2 separate regions of the Homo sapiens genome follow, and region 1 is linked to region 2. Evidence: chromatin loops called from intact Hi-C (ENCODE). Cell type or tissue: MCF 10A. All regions are shown on one strand. Each heading gives the region's core, and the rest is flanking DNA. Links, peaks and the distances in the headings are about the cores only.

What was found. Peaks named below come from ENCODE experiments on the same cell type or tissue, not always from the same donor. Only the 100,000 strongest peaks of a DNase experiment are listed, where the experiment ranks them.
Region 1: a loop joins it to region 2, with 2.3 times the contacts of the local background. A loop is called at or near these places in 4 of 110 quality-filtered maps.

What each region holds. Positions count from the first base shown.
Region 1 is chr1:89,720,428-89,728,769 of GRCh38, forward strand. No RefSeq gene overlaps it. Among named protein-coding and RNA genes, the nearest start is that of LRRC8C, 91 kb to the left of the region's middle. In MCF 10A, for the core only: no CTCF peak of the experiment used is centred there; DNase peaks (open chromatin) are centred at 1,104 and 4,404.
Region 2 is chr1:89,667,273-89,675,614 of GRCh38, forward strand. The region is part of intron 1 of LRRC8C (leucine rich repeat containing 8 VRAC subunit C); the gene reads left to right. Among named protein-coding and RNA genes, the nearest start is that of LRRC8C, 38 kb to the left of the region's middle. In MCF 10A, for the core only: no CTCF peak of the experiment used is centred there; a DNase peak (open chromatin) is centred at 5,079.

The sequences.
Region 1 (8,342 bases), core at 32-8,031, 53 kb after region 2:
GAGTATTTACACGGTCAGAGCACAAGGCCCACATATTTCTGAATGTAAGTTTGAATGTCATCCTAAATTTGCAAGTAGGAAAAAAGTGAAAGCTGTTCATTAGCTACATAATTTTGTGTGAGCATAGATGTTTGAATGCAGACTATACTGTAGGTTTCACATTTAAACATATTTGAACATATTTAGGGACAAATTATTAAAATAGTTATATGATCAGGCATATCATAAGTGATAGAATATTCCCAGAGTTTGAATATTTTGCATAAAAGATACAGGGTAGGCAATGATATCAAACATCTAAACCAAATTGGCCATTCCAATTATTTTAATCCAGGGATTTTTCTGTTATAAAGTTTGAGAAGTAGAAAATGGGCTTTCTCCTTATTTTTTAATCCTTTACAGAATTAATTTTATTTCAACTCGAGTTACATCTGGACTTTTGCCATTAAAAAAATACTGCTTGGTTCAATCCTTATTAGCCTCAGGTAAAAGACATCTCAGGAAAAGTGACACAAAAGAGGCAACCTCTAAGTTTTACATTTTTTATCTCCTCCACAGTTCTTCTAATTAAAAAAAAAAAAATCAACTCCCCAGAAGTGATGCTGATATGGCAAAAAAAATATATAGCATTTCTTCACTTTGAATTGGGAAGGTTCTTGGGATTTCATTGTAATTTAACATAGACTATGTGTGACAGTTTTGTTAAAATCATACTCTAATATTCAGACAGCTTAAAAATCTTTCTTAGGATGATTTAGTCCAAGAATAATGAAAACCAATGCAAAAATGTAAAGATGTACTCCCTATGCATTTGAGCAATAAATGTCCACAAGCTTATGAAATGAGTTCTATTCATGTCTATTGAGCTGTATGGATAAATTATATCTTAGTAATTTAAATTTCTTTGTGAAAACTAGGTTGTCAAAGTTGCCACTCTTAACAAAATTCTAAAAGGCCATGTACAACAATGATATCAAAATGAAAACCAAGTTTTATTCAATGGGTGCAGGGCGTTTCTGTGAGCCTTACCAACAGGAAGTCAATTTGTTCAAAATTAGAAGACTATTTTTTCTGAACTCTCCCCCAGGTTCTAGCCTCTGGTGGTGTGACTCATAGACTTCCCTGGTAATCACACTTTGAGCCTTAACAATATCAGCATGCTAACAGATTTAGTAGTTTTATGCATTTAGAAACAAAGACAGGATGTTGACAGCCTTAAGTGATGAAGTATTTAAAATAAATTCATACTTGTAAAACTAAAAACTAGAGATTCCAATCTAAACATTTAGCTACGTAAATATTTTCTTAAGTCCACGTAACCTCTCAAAGAAACTGATTTCATGTCAAATGGGAAATACAAAGAATGTCAGATTAAACACCTGGTTTATATTAAATAAGGCTGTCATTTGTTGGGGGGCAAGGGGAGAATGGAGCTTAGAAAGCAGACTCCTGATAAGGGGTGCTTAACACACTTTCTAAAATTCAGAATGATTTGTTGCCCTTCAAATTCTACCAGCTTTAAAATAATCAAATCTGGGCCGGGCGCGGTGGCTCACGCCTGTAATCCCAGCACTTTGGGAGGCCGAGGCGGGCGGATCACGAGGTCAGGAGATCGAGACCATCCCGGCTAAAATGGTGAAACCCCGTCTCTACTAAAAAACACAAAAAATTAGCCAGGCGTAGTGGCGGGCGCCTGTAGTCCCAGCTACTTGGGAGGCTGAGGCGGAGAATGGGGTGAACCCGGGAGGCGGAGCTTGCAGTGAGCCGAGATCCCGCCACTGCACTCCAGCCTGGGCGACAGAGCGAGACTCCGTCTCAAAAAAAAAAAAATAATAATAATAATAATAATAATAATAATAATCAAATCTGAAGTACTGCAAACCAGCTAGGTAATTATTTTCAGGTAACGTTCCCTAACTCAGAAACTGCTAGTGACTATTAAGTGCTTCAGTTATAAATCTGATCAAGAACTTGCATCAAAAATGCCAGGAAGTTAACTTCAAAATCTTATGGGAAAAACTGATAATGACATTCTCCATCCCCCTCCCCATCTCCCCACCTGCCAAACTATATCCTGCGTGGATATTCTTAATAGCACAGCACTACACTATGGTAAACAACTGTAAGACAAAAGTTGCATTCTGGGTTGTTTTCAAATGTTTAGAATCATTTTTTTTCTTATATATACAGGGAGGAAAAAAATTATACAAAAATTTATCCAGGATTCTACAAATGCTTTAAGTAGGCTCAATAATAAAGGAGTTATACTTACTCTATTTATGTACTTTGATCAGACGGGGCACACAGAGTATTGGGATATTCATAGAAATGCCCTTTCTGTTGTCAGTCCGTCCATCCAAATCCAATCTAGGGCCCTGCATGTATTAAAATCCATGAGACTTTTTAAAGAGTTTTCAAGACTTATTTAGACTTTCTCTTAACACTTTCTACCTGCCTCATTATTTAGGACACTTACCACTTGGATTATGGTTGTTTTAGGACTTATCATATCTTTCTTTCCAAAGTTGGAGGCCCAGTGAGTGCAGAAACCAAGACTTGTTTATCTCTGTATTTCTCTGTGGTGCTTACCCTTGTGACTTGTACCCAGTTGGCTCTAAAAAAAACACTGAATCAATCAAAAGGCCTAACTCCATTAACTGAGGGACTTAGAACATGAGGGACCATCATCTCTGTTCAAATTCACTCCTAGGTGCAAGAGTTTCTTAGGGCTACCATGACAAAGTACCACAAACTGGGTGGCTTAAACAGATTTATTGTCTCAGTTCTAAAGCACGATGTTTGCAGCAGGGTTGGTTCCTTCCAAGGACTGTAAGGGAGAGTTTGTTCCGTCCCTCTCTCCTCATTTTTGGTAGTTTGCTGGCAATCATTGATGATCCTTGACTTGTAGATGCATTACCTCCATCTCTGCCTTTATCTTCATGTGGCATTCTCCCCATGTGTATCTATCTCTGTGTCAAAATGTCCCCTTTTTATAAGAACATAGTCATACACCCTAATGACTTCATCTTAACTTGATAATCTGCAAAGACCATGTTTCCAAATAAGGTCATATTCACAGGTCCTGAGAAGTAGGGCTTCAACATCTTTTAGGGGGACAGAATTCAATCCATAACACTACGCGAGATTCTTCTCTTTCCTGATGAAGCTCTTAAATTCTAGTTTTATTACAAGCAGAGATTTTGGAGCCATTGAAGAGTAGTTAGTCCAGAGGTTTTCAAATAGTGTTCCAAGAATCTATAACTCTCCAACAAAGTATCTTAGAAGAACTCAGGGAGTGAACAGGGCTCCTGGTTTTATATCTGTTGCAATTAATATTTCCATGTAACAAACCAGCCCAAAACTTAGCGGTGTAAAGCAACTACATTATAACACTCAGATTCTGTAGGTAAGGAATCTGGCACAGCAAAGACCTCTTACTTATGCTCCATGATGTGTGGGACCTCAGTTGGCAAGACTTAATGGCTAGGAGCTACAATCATCTGGAGGCGTCTTCACTCCCATGTCTGGTGTTTGATTCTAGCTGTTGGCAGGAACCTCAGCTGGGGCTATCAGCCATAGCAAACCTTTCCATGCAGCCTGGGCTTCCTCCCAGCATGACAGCTGCAGGGTAGTCAGGCATCTTACACAATAGCTTAGGGTCCAAAACAAGTATTCCAAAAGACAAAAAGGATGCTGCATCATCTTTCATGGCCTGTCCTCGAAAGTCACATTCCTCACTTCTGCCATGCTCTTATTAGTTAAAACAGTCATAAATCTTGCCCCGTTTCGGAGCAGCGGCAGAGAAGACACAGAACCCACGTTTCAGTGGGAGAAGTGCCAGTGTCACATCTTAAGAATATGTGGAACAGGAGTTATTGTTGTAGCCATCTATGAAAAATACAATCTGTCACACAATCTCACACCAAATTCTTCAACCATGGAGCAGCACTTCTAAATGTTTTACATGTAAGGACCTCTAACTCTTTAATGTTTGCTAACATTTATAGATAGGAAATATAGGATGCATAGAGGCCAAGAAACACTCATGAATTTCATACAATCTTTCAGCATATCCAGTAATTATTGTAGAAAAGCAGAAAATTTACAAACCTAGTGTTTTCATTTCTCCTTTTCTTTGGGCAAGCAGGGGGAACCTGGCAGAATGCGTATTATGAATAGCTGCAAGAAAGCCATCATTTCATTTTATTCCCTCTTTAAAATCATTATCTTTTTGACAGGATTTCAATGAGGCACTTTTACAAATTTTGGTTAACGCTCTTACTTCTCCTAGTGTAAGCCAAAATTTCCTAAATGCTCAGAGACGGGTGTGTACACACACCTCTTGTCTATGACTTACACAAATGAATAAGAGGAAATGTCTCATCAGTCTCTGTGGTGAAAATGTGGAGAGACCAGGGGTGGGGCCTTAGCCAAGCCCCTGAGCTTCCATTTTTATCCCAGCACAGAAGTGTGCTCAGGGCTCTAGCTTCCTGCCCTCCCCAGCCTGACCCTAGTGAAGGTTACAAACCCTCCCAGTGACTGCAGGACAGGCAGTGAGGGCAGGTCTCTTGCCTCCTTGCTTTGTGGCAGCCTTCTCAGTTGGGTCACATCATTCTTCTAGATCAGGAGGAACATTTAGGGGTTGGAAAAAGTTTTCTAGGAAAGAATTACTCATGAGCAAAGGGACCAGAAAAGTCCCAGAGATGTTCTTCAGCAGACAATTTAAACTAATGACTCGCTGCTGGGCAGCCTGCCCTATAATGGCTGATGTAAACTGTGTCTATGTAATGCTGTATTAAGATCTGCGTTCTCCCTCCAGCCTACTAAATCTCCAAACCAAATCATTGAGGGCTTGCGTCACTCATGTTTAATCTTGTAAAATCCACCAACACATTTTGCTTGTTCAGAAAGAATATTCAATAGTTATGATCGTCCATGATAAGGTTGCAGTGCAGATGTCGAACTGGAGTCTGTATGTCCCCTAAGATTTAGATGAAATTGGCTATACCCCCAAGTCCACTGCCCTCCCTAAGGTTTCATAAGTTTCCAATGTGTTTACATTTTCAGGCCACTGACTCTGAGCCTCAGTCTCTATGGAACATCTTCCATTCATCAGCTCACCATTGCTTAGGTTAGATCTCCATTCTAGAGTTTGATCCCTGTTCTTCAGTAAACCACTGCCCTCTTCCTGGATCTCCCCCAGCACTCACACTAGGTTTTTGTGCATTTTAGAAACTTTATTGAAGGTTTGGAGAGACAGCAGAGCATTCATGAGAGCAGTGCAAGCTACTCTAAAACCCCATGTTTGTGAAAGCCATCCCCATCTTCCCCCTCCCAGCCCTTCCGTCTTTTTCTCTGCTTCACAACACCCGTCTCAGGTTCCTCACTTCTGGCAGAGGGCCCTCTCACTTTCTCTCTTGTTTCCTGGTCTCCCACTCTCCACCTCCTCACTCCCACCCTTGGCCCTCCTAGCGGCTTACCCATGTATTTCTCTACACACTTCCATCATGTAGGAGGGATTCTGGTGTCTGCTGTCCAGTTGTTTGATCAGCCTGATACAAGTCGTTGCTTGACCTCTGCCTCTTTCCTGTCTTTCACAGCCCTCCTCTTCTGCCCTCTGCATAAGCCAAATCTTCAAGCTTACTCCTCAGCCTTTTGTACCCCTTTGTCCTTACCCCAGCACTTGGTGGCCTCATTTACCTTCAGGGCTATGTCAGCAGCCTTTTTTGGCAACTCCCAGATTTCTAGTTCTGGTTAGCATCTCTTTTCCACCTCCCACCTCCAACTGCCTTATGGACATTTCCTCCTGCCTGTCATCTCCAGCTTCATGTGTTTAGAAGTAAACCTGTTCTAGGCACAACTCTCGTATTTGCAACTGCCTCCTAAATAATCTCGTCATCAGCCACTCCCGCTTCCACACTAGACTCTCTCCTCTTCTCCACCATTAGACTAGTGTTCCCAGCTGTAACTCTGACCTTATTGCTCCTCTGCTCAAAAACCTTCCCAGTGTCTTCTTGATATTGTCTGTGGGCCTTACCCTGACTTTCGAGGTGGACCACAAGATAGGCTTGACCTGCATTTCCAGCACAAGTCCTGGAGTCCAAAAGGAGTTCCAATTCTTACTATCCATTTACCTGATGCATGACTTTGAGCAAGTTTATTTAAACTCTCCAGCCTCTGTTTATATTGAAGATATCCAAGTATTGACCCTTCCCAGAAAGTAGTAAAATGTCTTGATGCTGGTCCCACCCTCAGCCAAGTGCCTAATTAGCTATATCATGGAGCAGTTAGGTGGGCTGGGAGAAGAACTGAGTGGAGTTGGGGAAGACGGTTTGTTCCCTTTTCTCTGAAGTTCAGATGTTGACAGGTAGCTGGCATTATAGGCACTAAGGGCTACAGCCAAAACTTTGGCTGCATCAGAGAATCTGAGCCTGGGAGGCCCTGATGTAATGCATGGCCATTACACATTTGGTCCAGAGTTTACATCCCATCTCTGCCGCTTTCTGCATGTGTGTTTTGGAGCAAATCAGTTAGCTCCTTGAGCTACATCCTCCTCATCTGTAAAATGGAAACCCACTTTAAAAGTTCCTGCGAGGATCAGTGGCCTGAGGTATGTGATGTGCCTAGCTCAATGCTTGTACTCAGAAAACTTGCTAGTCTCATGATGACTATAGACTGAACTCTGGCTCTGGATAATATAAAAATTATCTACAATACTGCACATTTTCCTAAAGTCAACATTTTTTAACACCCAGAATGTGCTAGACATTGTTGTAAGGGCAGCAAGTTTGTATCTTTGTCCTTAAGGAGCTAGAGCATCATGGAAGAGTCACAGCTAAACAGCTACCACTGGGCAGCAGGATAAGTGATGCAGTGAGTGTGTAAGTGAAGTCCTCTGGCAACACAACTGCTTTTTCAACCAACCAGCATTTTCTGGGCACCTTCCAGGTAGCACATACTGTTCTAGATACTTAAGGACCAAAAATCAATACTGTGATCCTTGTTCTCAAAAAGTCCATAATCTAATAGGAAAAGGCCTCCATGCATTCAGATAGCTACAATGTGTTGTAAGAGCTAACCCAGAAGTCTGTTCACACTAGGAGCAGCGGGGAAAGTGGGCCAGAGTCACCTGGCCATGGGAAAGATTTCAGGAGATGAACCTGAACTGAGTCTTGATGCAGGTGATCCCCAGAAGAGAAATGAGAGGACGTCAGGGAAAGAGCTTTTAGGGTGGGGACAGAGGCCTGAGAGATCACGTGATGTCATTTGGAGGGCTTGGTGCCAGGGAAGGGTCACGGCCATTGGAATGGATGAGAGGTAAAGATGGAAAGATGTGAGGATCAGCTTGAGGGTGCCCTGTGTATTCCACCCATGCCAGAGACCTCTTTATTTTATCCTCCAGCAGTGGGAAACTGGGGAAGGTGTTTAAGCCCATCCTCAGTTAAATTCAAAGGCAGGATAATCTTACAGTCTGTCTGGAGCCTCCTCCCTGTGTTCAAATTCTTGTAAAAAGAAAGAAACTACCATCTCGTTTTTTAGAAATCCAAAGGCTACAGAGAGAAGCCAAGAGTCGGCAGATTAACAATGCCCCAATCAAATTTCATGGTGCATGAGACTCATAAACATTAATGTGTTACTTCAGCTTGTTCTTGGCATCACTAGACCTCAGGAAAACTACCCAGCAGGCCCATTGTCCTTTGTCCCTGCCTCTTCCTCCTTATTTCACACCCCGGTTTCTTCCTTCGCTTTGCTGCTGTTTTCCAGCCGATTAACGGGAATTTGCCCTGTTTCATGTCTACAAAGTCAAAAGGAAACCACCCAGTTTACCTGAACTCTGAGCGCCATTCTCAGTGCAAAGCTCTCTTCCTCCCTCTGCCCCTTATCGTACCGGTGTGCTCATCTGTGAGGTGCCATTCTCAGGGTATATGAGGATGTGCAAAAGTTTGTATCTGCTTATCCTCCTTCAAGCCTGCTCCCCAGGTAAGTCCAATCTGCCTGCTTGGAGCCCTGTGGGCTGGATAACTCAGGGCGAGAGACACAGTGGAAGACGTAGCTTGGTTAGCCAAGTGTCCCCATTAGGACTCTTGCTCTTTTTCTGTCTCCAGAGGAAAGGTGGAGCTTTCCTGCCCACAGAACTTAGTTTCATTTTCCCATTCTTTCTAATGCTGTGTTCCTGCCCTACCCTCCTGGGTAGCACGGGTCTTAGTGTTTCTTCTGGACAGCACTCTGCAGAATGCCTTGGTTCTCCCAACCAAGGGCTTTGATGCTAATGGGAAGACCACAGGTTGAAACGCTAGAGAGCACACTTCTCCTCTGATGGTGCCATTGCTTAATTATTTTGC
Region 2 (8,342 bases), core at 323-8,322:
GTATCCAGCTGTTTGTGGAGCCCCTCCACTTGGGTGTCTAGTAGACATCTCAGATTTCAGATGTCTCTATCCAAACTCCTTATTCCCCACTCCCTAAACCTACTTTCTGTAGCCTCTCACTCCCTTTATAAAATGGCAACTCCATTATTTCAGCTTCTCAACTTAAAAATATTGGACTCATAATGATTCTTCTCTCTCAAACCTCACACCCAATCCATCAGCTAGAGCACGAGTTACTTATATTGGGAAAAACTAAAAAAGGAGTAAACCTAGGGCAGTGGGAGGAAGAAATTAAGGTAAAATACAAAGCAGAGCAGTAATAGAGCTACTTTCTGGGCAGTGTTTGATGGGATGAGGAAAATCTAAGCTGAAGGCATTTGAGCCTTGGAACTCAGGTTGCTGGGAAATCACATCCTAAGCCACATTCCCTTAAAAGAGCTAAAACTTTAAAGTGGTTTGCTATGTTTTGATATGTCTTAACATCAAGAGTGAGTTAGTTGGCAAAACTCAAGCTGTCAACCCATGGGTTAGAAAGAGACTTTAGGTACCCGTGAGAATGTTTTACATAAAGTTTACCTAAAGTATTTTCCATTTCCTGCTTCTGGAAACATTGTGGGACCTGAATGGAGAAGCCAGAAGTGCAAAGTCATAATAATAATTTTAAAAAACAGTGAGCATTTGAACCAGTCTTAGAAAAATGAATGTTCTTTGTTGGCATATCTACAATAAAGCAAAACACTTAGCTGAAACATCAGGGAAAGGAAATGATAAATGTCATGGGGTAAAAGATGGTTAAATACTTAAGTATCTTGATTATATTAATTTGAACCATGAAAAGGAAGTAAGTACTCACTGTCCTTCTGTTTTGATTTGGTATACATTTCCCAGCATTCAAATTCTCAGCACAGAAGGTTCTTGCTGTTTTGCTGCACCAAGTTCTTGGAAATCACATACAGATCCCCCTAAAGGAGATTGGAACAGTGCAATATTTGGGGACTGCATTCTCCACCCAAGGATTTAGCATCAAATGAAAAACAGGTATAACCAAGAGCATAACACAAAAGAGCTTCAGTGGCTCTGGTAAAATTTTATTTTTTTAGCTATTTATTATAGAAGGATAAGTTTCACCCTAGTGACTCCTTCATGGACAGAAGCGGAATCCTTTATAACTTCTAAAAAGATCATTCCTCAGACTGGATTTCTCTCAGTGTCAGATTTTAGGCTACAGTGTTCAAGTCACAAATATGATTGCCCTGAATGCAATCCTGAAAGAGGTGAATTTCCAAATAGGTCCTTTTGCCAATGGATATCAAGTCTGAATTTCCCGTAAAGGAGATTGTTAGAGACTAAAATAATTTCCCTCTTTAAATGAAATGAGCTTGGACATTGGAATCTGAAAGCCCTGAGGTGGAATTTTTGCTATGCCCTTCACAGGCTTTCCAATCTTGGAGAAATTATTTAATCTCTCTTTGTGTGTTTCCTCTTCTGTACAGAAAAGATAATACCTACCTCGTGGATTTAATATGGAGGTTCAACAGATAACATGTTTAATGTCTGGCAGTTAGTAAGCATGATAACATTATATGTCAATTATATACCTTTTATTTCCTATTTAACCAACACAATTTTTTTGTTTCTTCTGTTTTTATAAATAATTCTATTTTAGTGTGGTACCTCAAATTAGGACAGAAGTCTCCAAACACCGATAAATTCTTATTCTCAAAAGTAAACTTCATTATTCACAATAACCAAGATGTAAAAATAACCAAAATGTCCATTGACAGATGAATAGAAAAAGAAAATGTAGTATATACACACAATGGAATACTACTCAGCCTTTAAAAAACAGGAAATTCTGCAATATGTGACAACATGGATGAATGAGGACGTTCTGATAAGTGAAATAAGCCAGTCACAGAAAGATATGTGATTCCATATGTGAAGTATCTAAAGTAGTCAAATTAATAAAATCAAAGAGAACACTGGTGGTTGCCAGGGGCTGGGGGGAGGGGAAATGGCGAGCTGTTAATACTAATCAATGGGCATAAAGTTTCTGTTTGCAACATGAGTAAGCTTTAAAGATCTGCTGTACAACATTGTACCTATAGTTACCCAAACTGTATGGTATGCTTAAAATTTTAAGCGGGTAGATCTTATATTGTGCTCTTACCAAAATAACATGTTTAAAAATCATAAAGTCATTATCATAGCTATCAAATTTGATTGTCATCTCTATTGCTAATATTAGTAGCTGTCATCTATTGAGTGCTAATTCCTGCCCAGTACCATGATTAGTGTTTGCCACTCTTACATGCTTCCCCAGCAATCCTGTGAAGCAAGATACTGTTCTTTTCCCCATTCTCAAGATGAGAAAACAGAAGGATTAAGTAAGTTTCTTGTGGTCACCCAGCTTACAAGTGACAGAGCCGGGATACAGACTCAGGCACCCTGACTTCAGTGCCATGCTCCCAACCACTATGATTCTGAAGTATTATTTTTATATTCTAGTACTATATTAATATGATTGTCTGCCCTTGAGAGGAGTCATTTATTGCCTTAATAACCAATGACAGATCTCCTCCAAAAAAGTAGAGATTGGACATGGAAAATGTAACCTAGGAGGATGTTTCTATTTCTTATGTTTGTTTCTTTTTTCTTTTGCCTTTTCCTATAATAAAACCAGATATTTGAGTGGAGATTCTATGTCATTTGCAGAAAAGTGAGTGGGTGGAAATAATCCATAATGTTTAACTTTTTTAATTATTTAAGATTATATATCACTGAAGAAAATCTCATTTGATCCCTGCAAACCCTTTCCCATTCCCCTTATTTAATTCTGTGAGTCAAAGAAAAGAAAGGTCCAGAATAGTTATTATATCAGCTTAGTTCTTATTATTAATACCATGCTTTCACTCCCTTGGATATTTTCTGTATTTAATCCGTTTACATGCTTTTTGCGTGTTGCCATAGTAAAGCTCATTCCGTGATGTGAGAGACCCTAGTGCTGAAGAAGGTTTTCTTAGCGTTAAACCTCGCATTTTCATTTCCGCATTTTATCTTGGTGTTACCAGGGCAACCCAAATAATTTCATTTTCTCTTCGAAGTTGATGCCCTTAGCCTGTTATACCCTCATGCTGACTCATTCATGTTCTTGCCATTTTTTTTCTAGTGTAATTCTGGTAACTACTTTCTTTACAACATATGTTTTCTGCTTTTCTTTCTATAATCATAGCAGCTAATGCATTGTTGGAGTAGTGGTTAAATATTTGGAGGGATTACAAATCCCACTGAAGATTGGAAAAGAGCTGTGGACTTTCTCTTCAGAAAAATGTCAATTTAAAAAATAATGAATGAAAATATTGAATATATAGAAGTTTATTCAAGTATCTCTTTACAAATCTATTTGGTTCTTAGCTTTTGAATAGCAAGTTGCAAGAGTTTATACAGCAAGGAATTTATCAAAAAAACTATCTGAATCTATTCCATCTTTAAATTTAGATTGTGAAAGTAAAGGTACCTGTTTATTTCTGTTTTCATATCTTCATCCCAGGGCAGTCCCATGCTTGGTTTTATACCCTGTTTGTCTCTGGCATGTCTCTTGGCAAACCACCTGCAGGAGTTAAAAAGCTAGTTGGTATGCATCTTTTCCAGTGCTGGCCTGGCTTATGCAAGCCCCTTGGGTTTGAATCAGTATAAAGAGCTGAAGAGCAAAGAAAGGGGATAATACATTTTTTGGTTTCCTTGTTTATAGATCTGTTACTCACATATGCTCTTTTTTTTCTTTCTTTTTATTTTTTTGAGATGGGGTCTGGCTCTGTCACCCAGGCTGGAGTGCAGTGGCTATTCATGGGTACCATCATAGCTCACTGCATCCTTAAACTCCTGGTCTCAAATGATTCTCCCACCTCAGCCACCCCAGTAGTCACATATTCTACTATAGCTTTTTATTTATCTTCTATCCCCAGTGCTTGGCACTTAGTAGTTAGGTAAAATGTGTTGAAAAAGGTTAGGGAGGGAAGAAGGTTAGAGAGGAGGAAAGGAGAAAAGGAAAGAGGAAGGGCATACTCAAGGAAGGGAAGAAAAAGAGAAAAGTGAAAAACAGATCAAAGGAGACTATCCTCTGAGCAAAGACAATCTCTGTGCATAGCTCAGAAGTCAGTTCCTAAGGAGGAATTCTAGGTGGATTTCGAGTGAGGGGCCCTCATGGCAGGCTGACACACATTTGGATAAATGCAGGAGAGTAAAGACATGGTTGACCCACATGTTGCTGCGTGTGTTCAGTCTCAGGAGATTGTTGAGCAGCCCATGACCGGTGATGACCATCCCACTGAGATTCTAACGGCCTTCAGTGCCTGTCATGAGAATTTTGTGAACTTGGTACAAACATAGGCTATTGAGCCAGATTTTAACATGGAATTAATGTGGAGGCATTAATGATGTTTACGCTGAATTAATGTGGAGGCATTGTGTGGAGGATGACCAAGTATAGGTCAGAGTCAGTTTGCATGTTCTAGAAGGCAGTTTTCTCCATTTAACAGCCACATGCAAGGTGAAGCTGTGAAGCTTTACATGAATCTGCAGAAAGCATGGGTAGATTTTCACACATACCGTACAAAACAACTTTTGGTGAATGAGTCTTGTGACTTTTTGCCAGTTCCATCTAAGAGCATGTCATGTGTTGCCCTCCTTGTCTCAGATCATCTGGACTGGCTCAGGCTACCCCTATCCTTATGTCTCTACAGATAGAAAATGACAGGGCCCAACCTTATTCAAAATAAACAGAAACAAAACATTTATGAGTAATGGATAGCAAAATGAAACATTTTAAGAGGGGAAAAACAAACAACAAAAAAAGCCATTACGTTGCAGACCCTTCACTCTGTCTGAAATGTTCTCCTGGCCTTGGCCTCCAATTTTACCTAGCTAACTGTTACTACTTATACTATACTTCATACTTCCATGCAAGCATCACTTCCTAAACCCCCAGTAGTTCAGGTCCTAACATATACTGTCAGAGTGACCTACACTTCTACTTCATCATGCTTGTCACAATTGTGATTAAATGGTTGTGTGTCATTGTTTACTGTCTGTCTTTCCACCATAATGCATGATTCATGAAGACGGGGATTATGTCTCTCTTACTCATCACTTTATTCACATTAACGAGCTCAATACCTTGCAGATAGAGCTATTCTAATACTTATAGAAAGAATAAATAAAGTTCCAGGCATCGTGGTAAGTGCTAGGAATATAAAGCTTTCAAAGACACCGCATCTGTCCTTTGGAAACGTTGTACTCCAGTAGCTATCTCCATTGATAATCTATTCAGCCTCTAGAAACAGAAAGACCAAGGATACATTAAGATCCTAGAACTTTCTCCACCCCCATTCCCCTACATCCCATGTCTTTCTCACGATAATCCCAAGACTGGCCGTGCTTGTGTCCAAGGATGTGGAATAGAAATGAACCAACTTATCTTTCCACCAATTTCCATTTCTTCGTTGACTGGATATTTATTTATTTATTTATTTATTTATTTTTATAGAAACAATTTTAATTTATATCTGTGTTACCTAATGTTTTAGGTTTCTAAAACATTAGGCTGTGTTAAGTTTTTAAGATGGGTCATTGGAAAAGAAGATCAAACATTACAAGAACAAGTAAAAACAAACATCCCCACAGTTGTTTCATAAACCCTGTCCTTTCCCTTGGCCCTAAGCCTACTTTCCACTGCCCAAAACATCATCTACTTCATTCCTAAGTCCTTCTTCAGAACTTCCAAAGATCTCTCTTCTTTGAAGTGTTGGACTTTTAAAAGTGTTTTTTCTTCTTTCTTCCATACTTTTTTCTACTTGTCTAAAGTTTTAATTGAATTCCTATGACCTTTCTATGCTATTTTTTATTTTTTAGCATTTGTGATTAATATATTTAAACCTCCCAATTTAACAACTTTTGAGCCAGTTTTGCTCTTTTCAAGCACCCGCAATCCGCCTTTTTAATCCTCCTGATGAAGTTGCTGAGAAAAATCAGTTCTGAAATCAGCTTTAGATGTCACCTTGCAAGTTGATACATTACTAGACTTCCATAGGTTTTCAACCGTTTAAAAAAATATATCTGCAAGGTCTAGATATCTTTGAGATGGTTTTCTCAGGAAGACCTCATCTGGCTCCAAGCCAGCTTTCTTACTAATAATAGCAACTCCAAGTGATTTCAAAATACTGTACCGTTTGTCAATGAAGATGGCACTGTTTTTGGTCTTGTTCCAAGTTAGCTGATGAGCTTTATATTTCTTCCTCTACTTTTTTTTCTGACATAGGATGCAAATTAATAAATCCAAGATATTACACTTAGACCATTCTTGTAACTTTCTTTTTAATTGCTCATCTATTTACCCAATAAATATATATTGAGCACCTACTATATGCCAAATACTGTGAAGTGTTGGGAAAACAGTGGTGAACAAAACAAATTATTTCTGCCTTCATGGACCTTATAGCCTAGGGAAGACCAATGTAAATCCAAGAGCACAAATGAATGGAAAGTACTCTCTGACAGAGGTCATCAGGGGGTATCCTCAATGAGAGCCTGAAACTCTGGATGTGACGGAGTCAGAGAGATTGGGGACAGCTTCCCTGAGCAAGTGGTGCTAGAACCTGGGTCTGCGGTATGCATAGGAGTTAACAAAGCAAGGTGGGTGGGTATTGAAAGAACGTTCCAGTTGTAGGATTAGTACCAAAAGGCCCCTGCCACTATTATTTATGTCTTCTTTGTGATGACTTTTCAGGATCTACATAGACTGTTGGCCTTTGCTATCATGCAATGTATGTTACCTAGTTTCACTATTTCTTTTTGAGGGAGGATAGGTTTTTTATCTTTTTAAATTAAAGAACATATCTATCTTCAGAAACAATGTATTTTAATTAAATGATTCATATTTTCCGAGAATATTTTTCGTATAGATGTTCGGCACAATGTAGATTTGAGAGACCAGTAACATTTGGCTATTTCCACCTAGAGCCTTCCTATAAAGAAACTTTTCATGCCCTTTCTCAGCTTCTAGAATGTGTGACTCTATGAGCATCAAATGTGTTTGCATTAGATATTTAGCTCTGCTGTGAATAAAGAAAACTTAGAAGAGGGAACTCATAAAATGTCTAACTTGGAAAAGATGGCCATTAAATCAGTATGTTAAATATAGAGCCAAACCCAGCAATTATTTCTCCTTTAGATACAAAGCCTTGCATTAAATATTCATTAGCTGGACAGACAAAACCTAACATTCTGATTTTTAGGTACATTCTTATCAGTTTTAATGCTCCTGAAGGGCCATTTTTCCTGGAGGCTGGAGGACCTGAAATTTTTCCTTCCATCACAAACTTTACTGAGCTCATCCAACAGGAAAGACCAATCAACAGCTGGCATGAGATGGAGGGCAGCCTTCTTGAAAAGCTCCAAAGATAATTAGTCAACCGTTAGTGTTTTTCTGCAATTATCAAACTTTCATGGTCCCTGATTCTAGATGGTACATTTTAAAGGTAGATTCCTGTAAAGATTAGCTTAACTGAAAAGGAAGATAAAAATGATCATACTCTAAACCCATTAGTCTTTCAGTCTCTCACTTTAAACATCAGTCTCTTGGTTTCTGTGCAGTGTTACTTTGTTTCCTAGTTTTTTATGTTTAACCTAGCTGGAAATTTTAAATTTTACCCCTATTTAACAAAAACAAAAACAAGTGAAAAAGTGTTTGACAAAAAGTTGCTTTAGCTTCCTTGTCACACTTTTTGGTTGACAGTTTGTATAAGTACCAGTCTACCATCTATTTTTATGGAAAGGTATTTGAAAAACAAGCTACATTTCTTGTCAGAACAGAAAAGACAACTTTCTCCCTATGAAATCATTAAGAGTTCAACTCAAAAAAACAAAAAAACAAAAACAAAAACAAAAAACCTTTTTTTGAGTATTCTAGGCCCCAGAGCAAGGAATATAAAATAAAAGGTGACCCCTTGCCTTTTCAGAAAACTGTAAATTCCAGAAGTTACAAAATAAACAAGAAACTTTAGTTTTAATGCTCTTGAGGGCAGGAGTCTTCTTGCCTTCCGCACCCTCCTCTCCTTGCTGCCCTTCATCAGAAAGAAAGCAGCATTCCCCGCACATGGCTTTGCCAGCTCCTGTCATGCCTGGGTTTTCTGGGCTGCGCTGTGTGTTCATGGTGTGCCTGCTGCTTAGAACCCTGTGCCCTCTTTGTTCAAGGGGTAAAACTGGATTGGAGGTAAACCTCAGTCTCTTTCTGTACATTGAAGGAAGAGATCAATGATCTTCAAACCAATCATTACAGATTTCCC